2 separate regions of the Homo sapiens genome follow, and region 1 is linked to region 2. A link is an interaction called in ENCODE POLR2A ChIA-PET data of the cell type or tissue named here. Cell type or tissue: PC-3. All regions are shown on one strand. Each heading gives the region's core, and the rest is flanking DNA. Links, peaks and the distances in the headings are about the cores only.

Region 1 (16,312 bases), core at 4,615-12,614, 98 kb before region 2:
ACTACTTTACAAATTGTAGCTTTGAAACAGAACAGAATGATAAGTGTTCATTAGGTATATCTTATCCTGTTTGCTTCAGTGGATGCATACAAACTCTAAATTATACTAGCACCTTTATGGCTTGCTACCAGATAACCAGGCTATGTGTGAAATTGTTCTGGCTATCTCAAATGCAAAGTCTTTCTTACTCTCTTCTGCCATTTTCTTTTCTGCTTCCTCTCTTCTCGCTTTTACAAGTCCCTGAAAATCAGCCAAAGGCCCAGTGTTGAAAGGAGAAAACGTACAAGGATGGAGTTACACAATACTTAAAGTTTTTAAAGACCAAAAGAATTAGGCTTACTCGGAAGGATGGATAAAACCTTCTGAAAACATAGTTTTTCTGTTTCTTTCTTCTTTCCTCTCCACCTCCCACAAAGGATTAAACTCTAGAAACTGGAAAAATTCAGTGTTTTTCTAATTTTCTATTTCAAAGATATATATATTCACAAGGGGAAACATAAACATTGTTTAGTCACCAGTAAAATTCAAAATTCTGTTTTAATAGCAGAACTCAGAATACTTTGAATTTGGGGTAGATATAGTATGTATTATTGTTATACATTAAGCTAGAATAGCATTCTCAAATTTTATAATTTTTCACAGAATATTCATTTTATATCTTTCAGTGGCTGCTTTTTATTTGTAATAAAGTTTTCAGGAATACTATGCAGCCATAAAAAAGGATGAGTTCATGTCTTTTGTAGGGACATGGATGAAGCTGGAAACCATCATTCTCAGTAAACTATCGCAAGGACAAAAAACCAAACACCACATGTTCTCACTCATAGGTGGGAACTGAACAATGAGAACACTTGGACACAGGAAGGGGAACATCACACACAGGAGCCTGTCGTGGAGTTGGGGGAGTGGAGAGGGATAGCATTAGGAGATATACCTAATGTAAATGACGAGTTCACGGGTGCAGCACACCAACATGGCACATGTATACATATGTAACAAACCTGCACATTGTGCACATGTACCCTAGAACTTAAAGTATAATAATATAAATAAATAAATAAATAAAGTTTTCACTATTTTTAGTATCTTTATTCTGAGGCATGTAACTCAACTCGAGAATCTGTATTGGAGAGACTTTCTATTTTTTTTTCAACTTTTATTTTAGATTCAGGGTCTACATGTGCAGGTTTGTTACCCGTGTATATTCCATGATGCTGAGGTTTGGGGTACGATTGATCCCATCACCCAAGTGCTGAGTGGCTAACTATTAGTACCCAATAGTTAGTTTTTCAACCCTTTCACCCGTACTGAACAGTCTTATTAGGCATATATATATAGGGGCTATGTGCAGTGGCTCACACCTGTAATCCCAGCACTTTGGGAGGCCGAGGCAGGTGGATCACTTGAGGCCAGGAGTTCGAGACAGCATGGTGAAACCCCATCTCTACTATAAGAAAAATACAAAAATTAGCTGGGCATTGTGGCACAGGCCTGTAATCCCAGCTACTTGGTAGGCTGAGGCACGAGAATTGCTTGAACCCGGGAGGTAGAGGGTACAGTGAGTTGAGATTGTGCCACTGCCCTCCAGCCTGGGCGACAGAGCAAGACCCGGTCTCAAAAAAAAAAAAAGGAATATGTATATACATATTTGAATGTGTGTGTGTGTGCATGCATATACTTATCTATATTTGGCCCTTTTCAAAGGAGATTTGAGGTAGCTCTGTAATTTTTCTAATAACCTTTTTCTTAACAGATAAATAGTATATTCACATTGTAGAATATATGTACACAAACGGGACCACCTTCTCCATATGTACAATTTTATGACCTGCTATTTCCCCTAGTGTTGTAGTCCTCCACTGACCCCTGGGTTACTCCCCTTATTCCTTGATATTAGCCCCCTTCCCTCACTGTCACTCTTTTCACTACTCATATCATAATTTCAACACACACATAGATGATCTTTCAACAACCTGGCTTCTCAGTTTCTTGAACTTTCTGCTACCTCAGCCACTCACTCCTTAGATGTTTTTCAAGACCAAGAATTTCAACTCTCTACAATCTCTACATGAATCCCACTCTCTAATATCCCAACCCTAACAATTTTTCCATTCCCTGCAGGCTACAATCCTAATCTATTGATTGTCCCACCTTTTCGCTACCTCTCAACTCCCTTCTTCCTTGCAAAGCTCCAATCCCATAGTTAATCATTATAGTTATTCCCTGCATACACTGTCAATTCCCTTGCCCCTAACTGCTCATCTTTTACTTGTTTGGCAAAGCCACAACCCTGGGTACGTCTCTCTTTGTATTAATACCTGCATCCATGTAGCTGCATGACTGCTCTCATGCTAAATTCTTCACCTCTGATGGGCACTGAATGGACTTCTCTAGTCTGTTTACTTTGCCATTCTCCTGGGTGGTTTTATCTTGTATATCCTATTTATTTATTTATTTAAGACACTGTCACCGAGGCTACAGTACAGTGGCACAATCATAGCTCACTGCAGCCTCGATTCCCCAGGCTCAAGCAATCCTCCCCCTTAGCTTCCTGAATAGCTGGGACTATAAGCACGCACCAGCCACCATGCCTGGCTAATTTTTTAAATTTTTAGAAGAGGCGGTCTCATTATGTTGCCCAGGCTGGTCTCAAACTCCTCAGCTCCAGCGATCCTCCTGCCTCATCCCCCCAAAGTGCTGAGATTACAGGCATGAGTCACGCACCCAGCCACTCTCCCCTCTTTTCAAACCTCCTACACTTCCTCCCCTATCCTCATTTTTGGTTTTTCTTCTCAGCCATTTTTTGCCATCTCTGCTCTTCCCTCATCTCCATCTTGGAGTGCCCCAAGCACTCAGACCTCTGCTCCATCTCTGCTCATTCTCTGAATGGTGATCTCATCCAGTCTCACTCAAGGCTATGAACACCATGTATTTGTTGGTGATTACCAAATTTGTATCTGCCACCTAGATAGTTTTCTTGAATTCCAAACTTGTATATCCAATTCCTTTTTTTTTTTTTTTCAGTAGAGATGGGGTCCCACTATGTTGCCCAGGCTGGTCTCAAACTCCTGGGCTCAAGTGGTCCTCCTGCCTTGGCCTCCCAAAGTGCTGAGATTACAGGAGTGAGCCATTGCGGCCAATTCCCTTTTTGATTTATACATCTGTATGTCTAATCCTGGTTTTGTCAAGCTTGGCACTGCTGACGTTTTGGGCAGGATAAATCTTTGTTGTGGTTGGGTGGGGCGGGGGGCTGTTCTGTGCATTGTAGCACCTGGCCTCTACTCATTAAGTATCATTAGCAATCTACTTTTCCAGTTGTAACAACCAAAAATGTCTCCAGACGTTGCCGTGCTCCTGGTTCAGAACCACTAGGTTAAAGCGGTATGATAGTGAGTGTGATCTCTGAGTGGCTTTTCTCAAGGCCAGCAGGGATATTGTGAACTGGCTTCATTCTTGACTTTGTCTTACTACTCCCTGTCACTCTCTTCCTGACCCACTTGTCCTTTTGGCTGTATCTTGAACTTAGCACTCACACTCCTACCTCAAGGTATTTTCACTGTACCCTTTTTCTGGGATACTCTTATCCAAGATATCTGGATGGCCTACTCTCTATCCTTCTTCAAGTCTTTGTTCAAGTGTCATGTTCTCAATGAGCCCCATTTAAATTTACTATTCAACGCTTCAGATCTTCCCTACCTGGCTCTTATATTTTTTTCTTGGCATCTATAGCTATCAAGTGTACTATATAATTTACTTGCACTTTACATTGATTATTTGTTAATGTGCCTTCTCCCATGAATGGAACTTCATGAGGACATGAATATTTATCTGTTTTGCTCATTATTATATCTCTGTCTAGAACAGTGTCTGATGATTAATATTGGTTGAACCTGTGAATGAATTAATGATTACTCAAATACCTGAAATCTGACTGGGCCTTACTCATTTTGTTTTCTTATGTGTATGTGATTGTCTTTAACTGTGTATTGCTCGTTACTCTTGAAAATGTATTTTTGTGAATTCCCCAAGGCCTAAGGTTTGCTTTGGCTTCTGTTAATATATAGGGGAGCCACCAGTCTGGTACAACTCAAAATGCAGTGTTTATGTCTTCTTGGATCACCCTAGCATTGTGAATTTGGGCTGGAATTCATGAAAGGGACAGCCCATGGTTATAATCTCTCAGGGACGGGTTTCTTCTCCCTCTCAGTTCTTGCTTAGGCAACTCTCTGCAGTCCCCTTGGCAGTGGAGTGAGGTGGGAGAGTTTACTTTCAGGAAGTACCTTTCTAGGGTCTCAAATTCCAGTGGGTATCTTCCATTAGACTCCTTCCTCCCTTTATCATGAATAGGCCCAGACTTTGACCCCTGGATTCTTCCAGGGCTCTGAAGTTCCTTTAAACTCAGCTGTGTTCTGTTGAATTTAGTCTGGACCAGCAAACATTCTCTAGACAAAATTAAGCCACTTACCTCCTTGGCTTCTTGCTGTCTTTTAGTTTAGGATCATGTAATTTCCTACTATATTGTTGGCAATTCCATATCTTTTTAAAAACTCTTCTGTGGCTGGGCACGGTGGCTCACGCCTGTAATCCCAGCACTTTGGGAGGCCAAGGCGGGCGGATCACGAGGTCAAGAGATCAAGACCTTCCTGGCTAACACAGTGAAACCCCATCTCTACTGAAAATACAAAAAATTAGCCAGGCATGGTGGCACGCACCTGTAGTCCCAGCTACTTGGGAGGCTGAGGCAGGAGAATCGTTTGAACCTGGGAGGCGGAGGTTGCAGTGAGCCGAGGTTGCGCCACTGCACTCCAGCCTGGGCGACAGAGCAAGACTTCATCTCAAAAAACAAAAAACAAAAAAACTCTTTTGTTTGTTTTTTTTTAATATTTTATCTTTCATTTCTAGTGGTCAGCAGTGGGAAGGTTAATCGCCCGAATAAATAACCTAGCATGTCATTTGCAGAAACCAGAATTTCTTCTTTTTAGAAATATATTATTAATCTTTTTCATGTATTCTTTACACATCATTTATTTTTGTGTATTTATACATTTGTTCATTTATTTATTTTCTAGAGTCAGGGTCTTACTATGTTACCCAGGCTGGTTTTAAACTCCTGGACTCAAGCAGTCCTCCTCCTGCCTCAGCCTCCCCAAGTGCTGAGATGACAAGTGTGAGCCACCATGTCCAGTCTATACAACATTTTTAATAGCTGCATAGTTTTCTTGTATATGGACATATCCTAATATATTCAGCCATCCCCTGTGGTTAGTCATAGAGTGGAATTGTTAAGGAAAGGATATGTTGAAGTCTGTGTCTTTCGAGATGCATTGTCCAAAGTCCTAGAGAAAGGTTGTCCTATTCTGCAAGTCTACCTTGCAGAGTAGAAGTCCATTACCATTTGAAATGCATCATTTATATTTTCAACTAGAAACATGGATCTAGTGACTTAAATGGAGGATTTTAAAGTATAAGCTTGAAATCAACATGCTAGGGTAACTTCAGGACAACCTGAAGTCAGTTTAAACTGTGCCAGTCAGAACATGGTTCCAGAATCTATCTACAGTTAGTGGGACAGGGAGAAGATGGTGATGCTGTCTCAGCCTGTAGCCAGTGAATCATTACTGAACAAGGTCAGTCAATGCAAAAAAATGTAGAGTATTACCACTGTGAAGATGCAAGGGAGTTTCCAGAAAGTGCTGATCACTAACTGGCTTTATCACCTGTATCAAATGGTGAAAATGAGTCATGGTCTTTTACAATCCAATTGTAATAAATATTCCGGTTAAAAATGAGCAAAGGGTGGCCAGACACGGTGGCTCACACCTGTAATCCCAGCACTTTGGGAGGCCGAGGCAGGCGGATCATGAGGTCAGGAGATCGAGACCATCATGGCTAACACGGTGAAACCCTGACTCTACTAAAAATACAAAAAAAAATTAGCCGGGCGTGGTGGCGCACGCCTATAGTCCCAGCTATTCGGGAGGCTGAGGCAGGAGAATGGCGTGAACCCAGGAGGCGGAGCTTGCAGTGAGCCAAGATCACATCACTGCACTCCAGCCTGGGCGACAGAGCGAGAATCTGTCTCAAAAAAAAAAAAAAATGAGCAAAGGGCATGAGCTGGCAATTCACAAAGAGACACACCAATTACTAAAAAAGAAAGTGATGCTTGGCTTCAACTAATAAATAATTACAGAGGAATAATAGTGAGGCACAATTTTCGCCTATCAGGTGATCAACTATATAAGTACTGTACATTGATACCCAATATTGGCAAAGGAGATACACAAACAGATACTCTCACACGTTGTTTATATGAATACAAACTGGTGCAAATATTTTGGAGGGCAATTTGGCAACCTAGCAACATTCTAAATGCACATAGCCTTAAACTCAGCAATGCCAGTTAGAAAATGATACACCCATACAAATGACATACTGTGCAACCATTACAAATGTTGAGGTTGGCCGGGTGCGGTGGCTTACGCCTGTAATCCCAGCAGTTTGGGAGGCCGAGGCAGGCAGATCACCTAAGACCAGCCTGGCCAAAATAGTGAAATCCCATCTCTACTAAAAATACAAAAAAATTAGCCATGTGTGGTGGCAGGCGCCTGTAATCCCAGCTACTCGGGAGGCTAAGGCAGGAGATGAACCCAGGAGGTGGAGGTTGCTGTGAGCCAAGATCGCGCCACTGCACTCCAGCCTGCGCAACAAGAGCAAAACTCTGTCTCAAAAAAAAAAAAAAAAAAAAAAAAGATGAGATAAATCTATATGTGTTGATATGGAAGCATCTCTAAGTTGTTACTACATGAAAAAAAATGAAGGTACAAGTCAATATTTAGAGTATAATCCCATTTGTATACATGAAAACAAATGTACATATATGTGATGTTAAATGCATACTTTTTTCCCCTGAGAAATACTTTCATAATCACCAACAGTGGTTTCCATTTGGAAAGTAGAGGTTAGATAGGGAGCAAGGAGACTATTAATTTTTTTCTTTCTGTTGATATTGTTTTCAATGTGTAAATGATACTCTTTCAATCATGCCCATTTGTAAGTAACTCGAAATTTTTTCCAACTAACATTTTTGTTCTCTTGTTTTCTTTCTTAAAATGTTCCATTTTAAAAAAATTCTCTTATTTATTTCCTAGGTTGGGAACATTTCAATGAAAATCACAGTTAAGCAAATGAAATTTGAAATTTGAAATTTCAATTTAAAGGTTAGCTTTAGCATTGCCTTGGAAGATGGAGCTCATGGAAAATGAAACAAATTTGGCAATTCTATTCCCTCCCTGCCCCTGTATCTTTTTTTTTGGTCAAAAAGAGGTAGCCAGGCTAGAAAGGCGCCCCATTAAATTAGAGAATGAATCAAAGGATCCATTTGAATATGTTCAAAATACATCCTTGAACTAGTTGAGAGAGAGGTTGAAAAATCTGGCAGTTAACTCACTGATCTTTGCTAGCTGTGTTTATAGCTGTGATGAGGATATCTCTGAAAATAGATTAATTTGCAGAATGCTCCATGGTAAAATGACTACTGAAGGGATTTTCAACAGGATGGTTTTCCTTGAGCATGGTATCAACCAAAGTTTGTGCCCACAGAAGGGCTGACCAGCCACACTGCAGCAGTAATGGTGAACATCAGAGTGGGGCATCCTAGATCCTTCAGTAGCCACACAGCATCCCCAGAGAATCCTCCCGCCGAATGTACAGCCCTCCCCCAGGTGTTCAGTGTGTTCACTAAAGTGGTAAAATGATAAATTTTACTTAGAAAACAACAAACAACAGCAGTGATCTGAACACTCATTTTAGACCTGAAGTGTGTGTTGATTTTGAACAGTTGCACTACTATATAGCTATAAACCATAGGAAGGGTGCCAGTCACTCTGAGAACCCAAGAGTTAAATGTGGGGATAACAAAGAGCATAATGTAGCAAAGATGAAACAATTCATTCTTCACTTAAATGAAAAAAAGTAGCACTCAAAGTGGTTAGTCAAGCGGCTTATTTAGCAGATTTTTTTTTTTTTTTTGAGGCAGGACTTCTCAAAGAGCCCCTGCAAAGTAATGCAGTGATTGTCACTTAAAATATGTCAAGAGTGTGGCAAACAAAAGTGAAGTTTGAAAGCTGGATACAGAGAATTTATCTCAGGGATGACACTCACTTGTAGTTCTCAGTGAAAATTACAAGATATTGGTGAAATTAAGGATATCATTAGTATCATTGGATATGTTTTCTTTCTTTCTTCTTTTTTTTTTTTTTTTGAGAAAGTCCCATGTTGTTTATTTCTCAGACCTTAAAGAAATCTGAGCAGTGAGTCAGTAATGTTTCCATATGACACAAGAGGCTTTACTTCTGAGAGAGAAGAGACACTTAAAGAAATTTCTATCAAGACCTGGAAATGGCTGGGAGCGGTGGCTCATGCCTGTAATCCCAGCACTTTGGGAGGCCGAGGGGGGCAGATCACTTGAGGTTAGGAGTTCGAGACCAGCCTAGCCAATATGGTGAAACCCCATCTCTACTAAAAATACAGAAATTAGCTGGCCGTGGTGGTACACACCTGTAGTCACAGCTACTCGGGAGGCTAAGGCGGGACAGTCGCTTGAATCTGGAAGGTGGAGGGTGCAGTGAGCCGAGATCACACCACCGCCTCCCCGATAGAGTGAGACCCTGTCTTAAAAAGAAAAAAAAAAAAGTACCTGGAAATATGGTACCTGCCAGCCTTCTGGCTGCATTCACCTTATGATTATTCTAATAGGGATTCTAAAGGTGTAGAAATCCTATTAGAAATCTGTTGCCTTCTGACCCACCTATTTATGGGTCTGGGTTCTCAAAATGGTGTCACGCTGACTTCCAGTTTCCAGTTCTGCATGTAAATAGCTTGGAAGTTGAAGTTCCATCCTAACAACAAGTTAAAAGCTAAACAAACTGAAAAATCAACAATTATTTTAGACTTGTAAGAGAAGTGAGGTCACAGGGCAGACTATCCCCAAAATTGGAGAGATGGCCAGGAGGATACAGAGAATTACAATTTACCAGGGCAGAAAATACCAACTTCTGCAGGAACCATGGCTGGGGTAGGAACACCTGAACTACAACTGAAGAATTGCTGGAGGCTAAGTGTTGGCAAATCTGAGAGTTAAAAGCTCCAGGAGGACCTAATCATAGGGGGTGCCTCACGTGTTTTGAGGTTTACCTGCAGGAGCTCTCCCAGGTTCTTACAGAGAGAAATCCTGCCCCTGCTGCTGGCAGAGGAGAGGAAAAGGAACCATTTTGAAATATGTCAGGCACTCTCTTACTAACAAGGCCTGCCCTCAGGAGAAACTATTCAATCAGGACCTAACTGACCTGAGGGAAGGGCAATACCCAACTCCAGCCAGCTTTAGTCATCCTGTGCCACCTAAGGGTGAGGAGGTAGCTGAGAAAATCTTGTGAAATTCACAGTACAGATGGTCACAGATTTTCATGAGTCTATACCAGAGAGAGGTAGAGACTCATGAAAAAGACTGATACTGCAGCTGGGTGCTGTGGCTCACGCTTGTAATCCCAGCACTTCGGGAGGCTGAGGCGGGCGGATCACAGGGTCAGGAGTTTGAGACCAGCCTGGCCAACAGAATGAAACCCCATCTCTACTAAAAATACAAAAATTAGCCGGGTGTGATGGTGGGCGCCTGTAGTCCCAGCTACTTAGGCGGCTGAGGCAGGAGAATTGCTTGAACCCAGGAGGCGGAGGGTGCAGTGGGCTGAGATTTAGAAGTAAATGGGTGGAGAAAGATATACTATGCAAACTCTAATTGGTCTAACTACACCAATTAAAAGACAGATTGTCGGAGTTAATCAAAATTGTCAGAGCATAATCTTGTATGTTGTCTACAAGAAACCCACTTTTGATCTCTTGGTAAATATGGCATCATCTGCGTGGAGGATCTGATTCGTGAGATCTATACTGTTGGAAAATTCTTCAAAGAAGCAAATAACTTCCTGTGACCCTTCAAATTATCCTTTCCATGAGATGGAATGAAGAAAAAGACCACCCATTTTGTAGAAGGTGGAGATGCTGGCAACAGGGGGGACCAGATCAACAGGCTTATTAGAAGAATGAACTAAGGTGTCTACCATGATTATTTTTCTAATCTGGTCAGTTAATAAACAGTACCTGCTCTCAAATTGAAAAAAAAAAAATAAAGCAGGAGAAGCTATATTAGTTTCAAACAGAGCAGACATCAAAGCAATAAGTGTTATCAGGGATGAAGAGGGGCATTACTTAATAAAGGAGTCAACTCTACAAGAAGATATAATTATATTTGGCAATGTGTATGTGCCTAACAACAGATCGTCAAAATATGTGAGGCAATAACTAATAGAACTGCAAGGAGAAATAGATGACTTCAGTATAAATACCCCTCTATCAGAAATGGACAAATACAGCAGGCAGAAAATCAGTCAGTACATAGTTGAACTCAACAGCACCATTTAATCAACAGGATATAATTTATGTCTATAGACTGCCTCATCCAAAAACAGCAGAATACACATTTCCTCCAGCTCACATGGAACATTCACCAAGAGAGATCACATTCTGAGCCATAAAACATACCTTAACAGGGCTGGCAGCGGTGGCTCACACCTGTAATCCCAGCACATTGGGAGGCCAAGGCAGGTGGATCACTTGAGGTCAGGAGTTCAAGACCAGCCTGGCCAACATGGTGAAACCCCGTCTCTACTAAAAATACAAAATAATTGGCCAGGTGCAGTGGCTCATGCCTGTAATCCCAGCACTTTGGGAAGCCTAGGCAGGCAGATCACAAGGTCAAGAGATCGAGACTATCCTGGCCAACATGGTGAAACCCCGTCTCTACTAAAAATACAAAAATTAGCTGGGTGTGGTGGCACGTTCCTGTAATCCCAGCTACTTGGGAGGCTGAGACAGGAGAATCTCTTGAACCAGGGAGTCAGAGGTTGCAGTGAGCTGAGATCATGGCACTACACTCCAGCCTGGCAACAGAGCAAGACTCCATCTAAAAAAACAAATTAACCAGGCATGGTGGCGGGTGCCTGTAATTCCAGCTACTTGGGAGGCTGAGGCAGGAGACTCACTTGAACCCAGGAGGTGGAGGTTGCAGTGAGCCGAGATCACACCACTGCACTATAGCCTGGGTGACAGAGTAAGACTCCATCTCCAAAAAAAAAAAAAAACCTTAACAAATTTAAAGGAATAGAAATTATACAATGTCTGCTCTCAGACCACAATGGAATTAAACTGAATTAAACTACAAATCAATAACACAAAGATAACTAGAAAACCCCAAAATATGTGGAGATTAAACAACACACTTCTAAATAACACATGGATCTGTGTTGTTAGAAAAATGTCTGAAGAGAAATGTTAAAATACTTTGAACTAAGTGGAAGTGAAAACAAAATTTAACAAAATTTGTGGGATGTAGCAAAAGCAATGCTTAGAGGGAAATTTATAGTATTGAATGCATGTATTAGAAAAGAAGAAAAACCAAAAATTAATCATGTAAGTCTGCACCTTAGGAAACCAGAAAAAGAAGAGTAAATTAAATCCAAAGTAAGTGAAAGAAAAGAAATAATAAAAATTAGAGCAGAAGTCAATGAAATTGAAAACAGAAAATCAATAGAGAAAATCAAGGAACTCAGAGCTGATTCTTTGAAAAGATAATAAAATTGATAAGCATCTATCTAGGCTAACTAAGAAAAAAGAGAGAAAACACAAATGACTAATATTAGACACAAAAGAGGAGACATCACTACAGATCCTATTGACATTAAAAAGGACAGTAAAGGAATATTCTGAATAACCCTATTTCCACAAATTTGATTACCTAGATAAAATGAACCAATTACTTGAAAGACAGAATTTTCCACAACTGACATGAAAAGAAATAGAGTCTGAATAGGCCTATATCTATTAAATTGAATCAGTGATTATAACTTTTCAAAATAGACATTGCTAGGCCCAGATGCGTTCACAGGTGAATTCTATCAAATATTTAAGGAAGGAATTATGCCAATTCTTTACTAATCCCTTTCAGAAGATAGAGGGCAGGGGACACACCTCCTAACTCATTCTATTAGGCCAGTGTCATCATAATACCAAAACCAGACAAAGACATTACAAAAAACGAAAACTACAGACCAATATGTCTCATGAACATAGTTGTAAAAATCCTCAACAAAATGATAGCAAATTAAGTCTAACAATGTATTAAAAAATTATACATCGCAACCAAGTGAGATTTATCCCAGGTATGCAATGCTGGCTCAATATTTTAAAAATCAAATAATCTATCACATCAACAGCTAAAAAAGAAAAGTCACATAATCATGTCAATAGATGCAGAAAAAGCATTTGAGAAAATTCAACATCCATTTATGAAAATAATTCTCAGTAAACTAGAAATAGGAACTTCCTCAATTTGATAAAGAGTATCTACAAAAAACCTACAGCTAGCATCATACTTAATGGTGAGAAACTAGAAGCTTTCCCACTAAGATCAGGAAAAAGGCAAGGATGTCCTCTCTCACCATTCCTTTTCAACATTGTAGTGGAAGTTACAGCTAATGGAACAAGACAACAAAAGGAAATAAAAGGTATACTGATTGGGAAGGAAGAAAAAGAACTGCCTTGTTCACAGATAACATGATTGCCTATGTAGAAAATCCAAAAGAATCAACAAAAATTCCTGAAACTAGTAACAAATTATAGCAAGTTTGCAGGATAAAGGTTAATATACAAAAGTCGATTACTTTTCTATATACTGGTATATATACCAGCAATGAAAAAGTGGAATTTGAATTTTAAAACACATGCTTTCAAAAAGCATGCCTTTCTCTCTCTTCCATTGACCAAACATTTGGCTAGAAATTGTAAGATTAGATGAAATGAATTTACTTCTCTTCCTTCTCAAACTACGTGTGTCAAAACTCATGATGATAGAAGGATTATTTGCATTATAAAATAAAATATTACTGGTAAGGTCAAGAACACACACATATATAATGACTTCACATTAGGACGCCGAAAGATGACATACTTAGGTATAAATCTAACAAAATATGTACACGATCTAAATGAGGAAAACAACAAACTGATGAAAGAAATCAAAGAAGAACTTGGCTGGGCGTGGTGGCTCATGCCTGTAATCCCAGCACTTTGGGAGGCCAAAGCGGGTGCATCACCTGAGGTCAGGAGTTTGAGACCAGCCTGGCCAACATAGTGAAACCCCGTCTCTACTGAAAAATACAAAAAATTAGCTGGGCATGGTGGCAGGCGCCCATAACCCCAGCTACTCGGGAAGCTGAGGCAGGACAATCGCTTGAACCTGGGAGGCAGAGGTTGCAGTGAGCTGAGATTGCGCCATTTCCCTCCAGCCTGGGCAACAAGAGTGAAACTCTGTCTCAAAAAAAAAAGAAAGAAATCAAAGAAGAACTCAATAAATGAAGAGATTTCCCGTGGATAGGAAGATCAATATTGTCAAGATGTCAGTTCTTCCCAATTTGATCTTTAAATTCCATGCAATCCCAATAATAATTAGAGAATGTTATTTTGTGGCTATCAACAAACAGTCTAAAGTATATATGGAAAGGCAAAAACCTAGAATAGCCAACACAATGATGAAGGAGAATAGCAAAGTTAGAGGACTGACACTACCTGACTTCAAGGCCTACTTAAAAGCTACAGTAATCTAGAGAGTATTATATTGGCAAAGAATAGACAAATAGATCAATGGAACAGAATAGAGAATACAGAAATAGACACACAAAAATATAGTCAACTGAATTTTGACAAAGGAGCAGAGTCAATACAACAAAGAAAAGATAGTTTTTTCAACAAATGGTGCTGGAACAACTGGATATCCACATTCAAAAAAGAAGAGGCTGGGCGTGGTGGTTCATGCCTGTAATCCTAGCACTTTGGGAGGCCGAGGCAGATGGATCACTTGAGGTCATGAGTTCAAGACCAGCCTGGCCAATATAGTGAAACCCCATCTCTACTGAAAATATAAAAATTAGCCAGACGTGGTGGCGGGTGCCTGTAATCCTAGCTACTTGGGAGGCTGAAGCAGGAGAATCGTTTGAACCTGGGAGGTGCAGGTTGCAGTGAGCTGAAATTACCCCACTGCACTCCAGCCTGGGTGACAGAGTGAGACTCTTCCTCCAAAATAAAAATAAAAAAGAGGAAAAGAATCTAGACACAGACCTTAAACCCTTCACAAAATGAACTCAAAGTTGATTACAAAACTTAAATGTAAAAAGCAAGACTATACAACTTCTAGAAGGTAACATAAGAAAATCTAGACGACTTTGAGTTTAGATCCTACACCAAAAGCATGATCCATGAAAGAAATAATTAATAAATTGGATTTCTTTGGAACTAAAATTTTCTGCTCAGCAAAAGACACTGAAGAGAATGAAAAGACAAGTGACTAACTGAGAATATATTTGCAAAAGATATATCTGAGAAAGAACTGTTGACCAAAATATACAAAGAACTCTGAAAACCCAGCAATAAGAAAACAACTCAATTAAACAATTGGCCAAACTCCTTAATATACACCTCTCCAAAGAAGACATACAGATGTCAAAAAAGCATATGAAAAAACGTTTCACATCATATGTCATCAGGGAAATGCAAATTAAGACAATGAGATACTACACAAATATGAAATGGCCCCAATCCAGAACACTGACAACATCAAAGCTGGCAAGGATGTGGAGCAACAGGAACTCTCATTCATTGCTAGTGAGAATGCAAAATGGTATAGCCACTTTGGAAGACAGTTTGGCCGTTTTTTAAAAAACTAAACATACTCTTACATAAGATCCAGCAGTTGTGCTCCATAGTATTTACCCACAGGACTTGAAAGCTTACACCCACCCAAAAGCCTGCACATGGATGTTTATAGCAGCTTTATTCATAATTGCCCACATTTGGAAGCAACAAAGATGTTGCTAAGTAGATGAATGGATAAATAAACTGTGGTACATCCAGACAATGGAATATTATTCAGCACTAAAAAGAAATGAGCTATGAAGCCATAACAAGACATGGAGGAAACATAAATGCATATCACGAAGTGAAAGAAGCCAATCTGAAAAGGCTGCATATGGTATGATTCCACCTCTATGACATTCTGGAAAAGGCAAAACTATGGAGACTATAAAAAGATCAGTGGTTGTCAGGGGTTGAGGGGAGGGAGGGATAATTAGGGAGAACACAGGATTTTTAGGGCAGTGAAACCACTCTGTGATACTATAATAGTGGATACATGTCATTGCACATTCATCAAAACCCTTGAAAGTACAACACCAAGAGTGAGGTCTAATGTAACATATGGACTTTGAGTGATAATGATGTGCCAGTGTAGGTTCGTCTGTACCTTTTTAGTGTGGCATGATGATAATGGAGGTTACGCATGTGTGGGAGCAAAGAGTATATGGAAATCTCTTTCCTTGCAATTTTGCTATGACCCTAAAACTGTTCTAAATAAAGTCAAGTATATGTATATGTATATGTATATGTATGTGTATATGTAGTCACACCAAGAGCTTAGTAAGTAGGGTTGGCTTTTTTCACATTATTTCAGTTTTCTGACATTGATGGTGTTTGGTGCAACATAACTGAATTATATATCCATACTAATACCATCCTGCCACATTCAAGCTCTCATAAGATTTGAGTGCCTGGCCGGGCGCTGTGTCTCATGTCTATAATCCCAGCACTTTGGGAGGCCAAAGCGGGTGGATCACCTGAGGTCGGGCATTTGAGACCAGCGTGACCAACATGGAGAAGCCCTGTCTCTACTAAAAATACAAAATTAGCCAGACGTGGTGGTGCATGCCTGTAATCCCAGCTACTCAGGAGGCTGAGGCAGGAGAATCACTTGAACCCGGGAGGCAGAGGTTGTGGTGAGCCGAGATTGCGCCATTGCACTCCAGCCTGGGCGACAAGAGCCAAACTCAGTCTCAAAAAAAAAAAAAAAAAAAAAAAAGATTTGAGTGCCTAATCAGCATGGATTGAAACATTAATTAGTGAGAATCAGATATTTTTACTGGCATCTTGCCTAGATTCTCTAAGCCTTAAAAACGAAGAACTGGCCAGGCATGTTGGCTCACACCTATAATCTGAGCACTTAGGGAAGCTGTGGTGGGAGGATCGCTTGAGCCCAAGAGTTTGAGACCAGCCCTGGCAACATAGTGAGATCTCAACTCTACAATAATTTTAAAAAATAGCTAGGTGTGGTTGCACATGCCTATAGTCCCAGGTAGTCAGAAGGCTGAGGCAGGAG
Region 2 (8,000 bases), core at 1-8,000:
GAGGGCTGACTTTGCCCAAGGTGTTTTACTCTGTCTGATTACCCTCCTCTGTAAATTTCACTGTTACAGATGTTCCTCTGGGGAGTCTGGAAGCCTTCTGGGCTCCTAAAGTCTCTGTGAAAACACAAATATACACCAGACTGGGGTCCCCTGAGGCCTCAGGGAGATGACACAGCCAGCTATCCCAAAGAAGGACAAGAGGATCAGGAAGAGGCAGGGCTCCTGACCTGAAGGAGGCCCACTTTCCCTTTGGGCCACATAGGCTAAGCCTAGGCATCCCATTGGGTTTGAGCAAAGACTTCCTGCAGATTCAGCCTGGACAAGAGTGCCCTGCTCTGGCCCATGAAAGACCCAGGTCCCAGGCCAGGGTCTCCAGCAGGAGACAGGAGGCATGAAGACCGTGGGTGACTAGGGAAGAAGGGGTGGCCCTTCAGGAGTACACCTCCTCCTCCTCTTCTAGCCTCCAAATGGAATGAGGAAAGAAGTGACAGGCTCCATGGGCTGGAACTCAGGAGACCCAAGTTCAAGTCCCAGCACTACCACTTACCAGGCGAGTGATTCTGGTAAGCTATATATAAAGTCTCTGTGTCTGAGTTTCCTCACTGGGCTGGGAATAAAATCTGATAATGCATAAGCTATAAGCAGCTGAGGTGTAAGATAAAGGAACAAGCCCAGCACCCAGCTCCAGTGCTCAAGAATGATTTCTCTTCCTTCTTACCACTCTGAACCTCAATGTCCTACGTAGGGTCTCTATGTACTTCATAGAGGACTGTCAGGAGGTTCAAACTGGACTATGGATGTGAAAGCTCTGTGGGCAGGAAGTTCCACGCTCTCATTCAAAAGCCTCACTCTCCTCCCCATCTTGGCAGGCATGGTGGCCACCCAGCTGTGGATTGTTGCCCTGGCAACCACCCTCTGGCAACCCAAGAGACAATGACGGCCACTCACCCCAGCTGGGAGAAGCTGTACAGGGTCTGCCACAGCCTCAGCACTTGTCTGCAGGTCACGAGGGCTTCCTCTGGGCCTTTCAGCACCTGCTCCAGCTTCACCTTGGTGAACATCAGGCTGTGGGGACGGAGAGTGGCCATCAGCACACCCCAGCAAGGGCCCACTTTCACCTGGGGATCCTGCCCCACCAGGGCGGCTCCACATGCTCACCTCCCTAACTCGCAGAAAGCAGAGTGCCATGAGGGCAGCAGCCTCTGCCATGCCCCTGGACCGCTTGCTTTCTCTGTGTGCCTCAGTTTCTCCCCATCTTTGCTGCCAAAGCATGAAGCACTCCATGAAGCATTGTCAGTGCCCACACTGCTGATGCCCCGTGTCCCCTGACCATGTGCCATCCTGCCCATCTCTGAAGCACTGTTCTGTGAGTCCTGGTCTTGCTCGGTTTGCTCTTCCTACCCACATCCTCCACTAAGCAACGCCCTGTGCCTAATGATCGTGGGACCAGGCTTACACTCACATTCCCCACAGGGCCCAGCATGGGACCTTGGATAAGAGACCCATCCAGACAGTGACTTAGAATCCGTGAGTGAAGGTAGAGCAAGGAACTGGCAAGGAGGTCCCCTAAGGACAGAGCTCCACTTCCCACCTTGCCAGCCACAACAGTATAGGTGCCCAAGCAACGCCTCCTAAGTGGAACTGCAAAGTTTGCTTCCTGACCCTGGAGATACACAAAGAAGGCGGTGTTATGCTTTATCAAAGGATTCTTCCTTGGATTTCCCAAAATAGCCAGCTCCCCTTATATAATCCATAGGATTAAAGTGACGTGAAATCCTTTTCAATCACCATTTAGGGACAGTTACCGTGCAATGAGAGCAAGCAACTTCAGAATTTCTTTCGACCTGAAAACCTAAAGTCCTCTGAGGTAAGACCAGTGTGGGGAGTGGCCCTTAGAATGGTTGAGAAGAAGAGCTGGTCCCACCTGGAGGCAGGACCTCAGCGGGGATGGCTGGCTCCCTCCCTCTACCCTGGACACAGCAGGCACAGCCAGAATGCTTCTCACAGGCCAGTCATGACACTTGCTCATCAAGAGCTGGGGTGGAGCCCTGGAGGCCCTGCTGTGACTGGTGTTGGCCCTTCAGATGCTGGGGAGGTCTGGGGGTTCTGGAGGGGTCCAGGCAGTGGCTATACAGCAACCAGTATGGAAGTCCAGTCATATTTTCACCCAACCAGCTGCCTGGGCAGCCTGCGAAGAGTTTGAACCACCGAGGGCCAGACGGCAGCACCTCCCGGTTCTCACCAGTGGTGAGTAGTGAGGCCCTTTCTTCTCAGTATCACTGATGAGCAAGACCACGGTACTGTCAGGGCCTGCACTTGATCACTGCCCGGAGGTTCTACCAGCCCACCTGAGGGTAGCACACAGGCCTGCTCCATCGGAGGGTCCCTACCCAGACTGCGAAGGCTGCAGGTGCCACCCGGTGAGGCCAGGCCTGCCCCTGGCAGTTGCCCCTCTGATCTTCTCTCTCAGCTGGGCCTCTGCCCTAAGACCTGGGCTCCCAGCTTCATGAAGCCCTCTGATGTCCTTACTCTCTGCCCATCTTTCCATACTTTGTCTCTTAGATTGCAACTTGGTAGAGAATGAAGAGGGTGGAATTTGCCCCAGGATTTTCAGAAGAGGGGATTTCTGGACAAGTATTTTTCTTCCTCACTGCATCCCCAAAATGCCTTTCCTGACCCTGCACACGGGTTGCCCCCCAGATACCAACTCTCCTCTTCATTTTCATCCATCCCAAGCCTGGCTTTAAATCCCACCTCTCTCAATTCTTAGGATGCCCTGCACCCATCTTGGAACATAGAACTAACGACCACCTGGCTTGCCTATCAGGTCCCAAGGGCAGAAACCGGGATCCCCCTAGCATGGACTGCACGGACCTGAGTGCACAGCTGGCAGGACACAGCCCTGAGTAGGAATGACCCCAGTGGGCAACTGCTGGGGACAACTGGTCTTGCCACTGTACTCTCCTTCCGCAGGTTTGCAAAGGATCCAACACTCCATAAGTATCAGGGGCCTGTGCTTTCGGGAATATGAAGAAGAAAACACAATGGCTGCCTTCGAGACAACAATTAGAGCGCTATAAATGACACACTGCCCAGAGAATCAAGGGCTGAATTTTTGGATCAGACTCAGTACAGGGGAAGAAACAGGAAAGGGGTCTTGCTGGAGCTGGTGTTTGGTGAAAAGCAGGGTGGAGTGGGACTTGGCTGGGAGTCAGGGAGAGAGAAGAGGCTCCGGTGTGGAGGGTGGGGCAGCTGGTTGAAGCAGCAGGTGTCAGTGAGGTGGGAAAGCCCCTCCCTCAGTCAGCCAAGTCCCCTGGGCTGGGCTGGTTCCTGGGGACAGCTCCCTGGGGACAGCTCCCTGGGCAGGCCAGCCCTGCTGCATTCCCCGGGCCCTCTGCAGGCATCACACTTCTCTCTGCCAGAGCCCCCTTCTCATTTTCTTCATCTTTGAGGGCCGGAATGGGTCTAGGGCAGACCCGACCACACCATGTGCCTGGCAAAGAAGTGGATGAAAACTGAGCTGGCATCACAGTAAGTTCTACCAAAGGCAGGCTGTACCTTTGCAGCTGCTGACATTCCATTAGCATGAGTGGCCCAGAGCGGATTTTCTCAACCCGACCACATCCTTTCTGGGCTGGGGCAAGTGCTCCACCAGTCACTCTGGTCTGATCTTTCACTCCAGGATCCTGGGAGGATCCAGATTTGCTCCTGAGATTTCCTTGGGCTGGCAGGTGAGCGCTGCCAGAGGGATTTTCTTCCACAAAGAACCCTGACCTGTGGTCCTCACCTTCTGTGCCTCTGTATGGCCTTCACAGCTTTCCCACTCTGGCTCTACCCTCCCTTCCTGCCATCCTCCCCATGACCTTGGGCGCTGGTACACTGATCACATGGGTATTAGCAGCTCCCTGAGCCTCGGAACAGGCTCCGGGACTCATCCGTGCTGTGCTTCTGCTGTAGCCTCTGCTGAGATCACCCTTTCCCCTCTGACATTCAGCCAGCTCCTAACCAGATGTCGCCCTCTGGCTTTCTGTATCCCCATGGGGGCTGTGCACAACCCCCTCTAAGACAGCCTTCCTGATGTCAGGATGTGGTTATCTGTGCCTCTGCTGGCTTGCCTCTAGTTCACTGCAGAACTTTCTCCCACTTCCAACAGGGATCAGCAAACAACTCCACTCCCTCAGAAGGAGCAACTCAGCTGCTCTTCTGACTAAGGAGCACAGGCCCCCTCTCCATCCTGTCCACTGCAACGGGTAGCTGCTTCTCCTCACCCACCTATCAATGCTTAGCCCATTTCTTCAGGAAGCCTGGCGGAGCCCTGGCATGCCGTCAGGACTGGTGGGTGACATTCTGGGGCCCTCACAGCCAGGGGGAATCGAAGCTGTGGCCACAGCCTCACCAGAACGCTGTGACTCCTGGGGGAAGCTGGGGGGAGGCTGCTGGCAGTCGGGGCTGGGGATAGAGTAGGCAAGCCTAGGCTCCCCTTCCCCTTGCTTACCTGTCTTATAAACCAACTGAGCCTAAAACACCACTTGAATAAAGGATTCTGAGACTAAAAAAACTATTTCAATCCCACGGCTCCAGCCCTCCTCCAAGATGTCCCTATGTGACCACGCTGTCCTTCTCTGAATGTCTGGCACTGTGTTCCATTAGCACTTAATTACTTTATACATATATATACACACACACACACACACACACACACACTTGGGGCTCAGGACACACCACCCTAAAATATGACTGTTTGAGACCAGAATATGCCACCCCAAAATATACTTTGGCATATTTTATATTTTGAGTTGGTTATTCCGAGAAACTGCAGACACAGAGTAGCTCTGAAAAGCTGCCCTTTTATAAAAGAAATTTCCTTTTTTTTTTTAAAGAGACAAGGTCTGGCTCTGCTGCCCAGGCAGAGTGCAGTGACGTGATCATAGCTCATTGCAGCCTCGATCTCCTGGGCTCAAGCAATCTTCCTGCCTCAGCCTCCTGAGTAGTTAGGACTAACAGGCATGGGCCACCACACCCAGCTAGTTTTTTAATTTTTTGTTAGACGGGGTCTCACTATGTTGCCTAGGCTGGTCTCAAACTCCTGGGCTCAAATGATCCTCCTGCCTCAACCTCCCAAAGCATTGGGATTACAGGCATTAGCCACACTGCCTGGCCTAGAAACTTCCACCTCTCAGGGAAATCTACATTAGTAAAAGTATCTATAAAGAAGAGGGCTGTTCCTGACAACTTCTATCACCCGAGAGATTTTTATCTGCATAACAAAAGGACCTTTATTCATCATCTCCTCTCTGTCACCCTCCTATAACTTGTCTCTACCACCCGCAGGAACCCCAATCCCCTTTTCCTTTCTGTAGCTCCAGATGCTATTAAGCTTCAATCATCCCGTCTTTCTTCGAATCTCATACTTGGTGGGACTTCTGTGCATACGTATATAATTAAATACGTTTTTTTTCCCGTTAATCTGTCATTTCAATTTAATCTGTAGCCCAGCCAAAGCCCTCCTCCCTAGAAGGGTGGAGGGAAGCCATTTTCCCTTCCCCTACTATGTATATAATCTTTTTTTGCCACCTAGGCTTAAGAGTTTAATAGTAAACTCATATCAAGCTTTTTTTTTTTTTTTGAGACGGAGTTTTGCTCTTGTTGCCTAGGCTGGAGTGGAATGGCGCAATCTTGGCTCACCGCAACCTCTGCCTCCTGGGTTCAAGCAATTCTCCTGCCTCAGCCTCCTGAGCAGCTGAGATTACAGGCATACGCCACCAGGCCCGGCTAATTTTTTGTATTTTAGTAGAGATGGAGTTTCTGCATGTAGGTCAGGCTGTTCTTGAACTCCTGACCTCAGGTGATCCACCCACCTTGGCCTCCCAAAGTGCTGGGATTACAGGCTTGAGCCACCGCGACTGGCGTATCAAGCATTTTTAATGTCAGACATTCTAGAATCAGTGTGCAGCCAGCCCGGCCTATGGATGGTGAAACCACCGTTTATCTTGTCCTGTGCCTCATCGTGCGTCCCCACCTGGTCTGCAAGTGCCTGCAGGCAGGGCCCCGCTGCCCTCCCCCAGCGTCTGGCACAGTGCTGAGCACACAGTATCTGCCTAGTCCTGGAGCCTGTTACTTGATTCCCCATAGCTGCAGTGTGGGCCGGACTCCCACAGCTGACAAGCAGAGCGCTGGCCAATTCCATTCCAAACTGTCCAGAAGCAAAGTTTTCCTCCCTGTGAAAGCAGGACCTGGGGAGGAACAGTGGGCTCCAGATGTGGAATCTTCTGGCTCCTCCTGACTGGGGTGGGGGTGGAGGGCCTCCATCCCAGGGGACAGTCACTGGGCAAGGCCAAAAAGTATCACTGAGGAGAGTCTCTGTGATCGAAACGCCTGAATACCGAAATCCAGCAGCTTTCAACATTTATGCCCTCCGACAAGAGCCATTCCAGAAGAGCAATGGTCACAGTACTGTCCTCGAGCCTCACACTGTGTCGTTACTCAAAGTGAATACACACTGGCCCAGGAATTAGAAACCCAAGCCAAAGTCCAAGCTCTGTGGTCACCCAGCTGGGCATGTCACAGGTCCCACACCTGTACAACAGGAGTAAAGTCACCTGTCCCACGAACTTCCACCAGGCTGAACTGTGATGACCTCTAAGTAGCAGCTGCATTCAGCTCTCCAGCACACAGGGAAGGGACTCCTGCTTTGAAGCCGCAGGCCGGCCCGATCCCAAGAAGCAAGTTTCTAGGCCAGGTGCCTCTGAAGGCTCCCAGAAAGCCCTGAGCTTCTTGGTCTGTTGAACTAGGCCCTTCACTCCTAGGACCTAAGACAGGCTTATGACAGGAAGACGATGGAAGGAGATGCATAAAGCTATAGGAACTGGGCTCTGGGCAAAGCATGCTCGCTGTGACCCCTCTTGCAAGCATTTTCCTGTTTAAGCTGTGGAAGCCCATGTGAAGTAAACACTGAGGTCTTTTAAGGCCGAACGCCCTTGCCACGCCATCGGCATCGAAGGATGATATGAAAGTGAGTGTTCTGTCTGGGAAAGGGGAAGGAGCGTGGGTCAGTGTAAACACCCCATGCGCTTGGTCACACTCCTGGGGCTAGGGAAGGACGGCCGGGTCCTGAGATGTGCTCCATCCTTGGTACTCTCTGCAGCCCCATCCAGGCCACGTGGCACACAGGCCCTGGTCTGGGCGGGGAGCCCAGTGCAGACAGAAGCCCCCTCTTTATGTGCTTATGCCCTCGTCAGGATGCTGCCAGAGCCTTCAGTAGACCACACCGGCCACCCCTCACCCAGGCTCGGTGTTCCCTCACCCACCATCCTAACCACTGGGACCTGCCGACTCCCATGCCATCTGCAAGCATGATGCAGCACCCAGGGGCACAGAAAGGCACTCAGGTGACCTAACAGAGTCAGCCCCTGCTGAACCAGGGGACATCTCAGCCCACAGGGTCTGTATGTCTAGGGCAGCACTGATTCTGTGGAGGAAGTTAGAGACCAGTGAGGTTGGTGTCTCTGTTCCCCGTTAGAAAATGGCTATGCCACAGGCCACCAGCTTTGCCAATCTCCCCAAGCGCTCCAGCTCAGGCTGATGATGGAGGCTCCCAGGAGAATGTTGGCATCTGCCTCCTCTTCCTCCTTTTCTTCCTAGCCATGCCTCACCTGCACTCCTAGGGCAGGATCACACTGCTAATTATTTGTCAAAAGGATTAAGACTTGGACTTGTTCCCATGTGAGGCAAAGAGAAACAATTTCTTCCCACTGCTATAAAGAGCTCTTAGGGTGAGACTCCTCAGAAATGAGTAAGTATGGCTTTTCCAAAAACTTAAAAAAAAATAGTTATCTTGTAGATAGGGGATATTTTTGTGGTGTCTCTGGCTAAGCCAAGCACAGTCCTGGGGTCAGAGGTCATCTCCATCCCCTTACCTGGGGGCACCAATCCTCACCCTCCCTGTGTCCCCTCCCTGGCTGCTCACCCCAGCACACCACTCTTGCTGGTGGGGGAAGTTG

Evidence for each region. Peaks named below come from ENCODE experiments on the same cell type or tissue, not always from the same donor. Only the 100,000 strongest peaks of a DNase experiment are listed, where the experiment ranks them.
Region 1: POLR2A ChIA-PET joins it to region 2 with 8 read pairs; 5 of 35 experiments call an interaction of 5 or more read pairs at or near these places.

What each region holds. Positions count from the first base shown.
Region 1 is chr2:47,133,274-47,149,585 of GRCh38, reverse strand. The region is part of intron 3 of STPG4 (sperm-tail PG-rich repeat containing 4); the gene reads left to right. Among named protein-coding and RNA genes, the nearest start is that of STPG4, 14 kb to the left of the region's middle. In PC-3, for the core only: no CTCF peak of the experiment used is centred there; a DNase peak (open chromatin) is centred at 5,695.
Region 2 is chr2:47,039,380-47,047,379 of GRCh38, reverse strand. TTC7A (tetratricopeptide repeat domain 7A) reads right to left here. Exons shown (of 20, transcript NM_020458.4): 16 at 949-1,065. Among named protein-coding and RNA genes, the nearest start is that of TTC7A, 100 kb to the right of the region's middle. RefSeq lists enhancers at 574-1,074, 1,075-1,575. In PC-3, for the core only: a CTCF peak has its summit at 4,138; DNase peaks (open chromatin) are centred at 3,609 and 4,059; H3K4me3 peaks cover 1,197 bases; H3K27ac peaks cover 3,313 bases.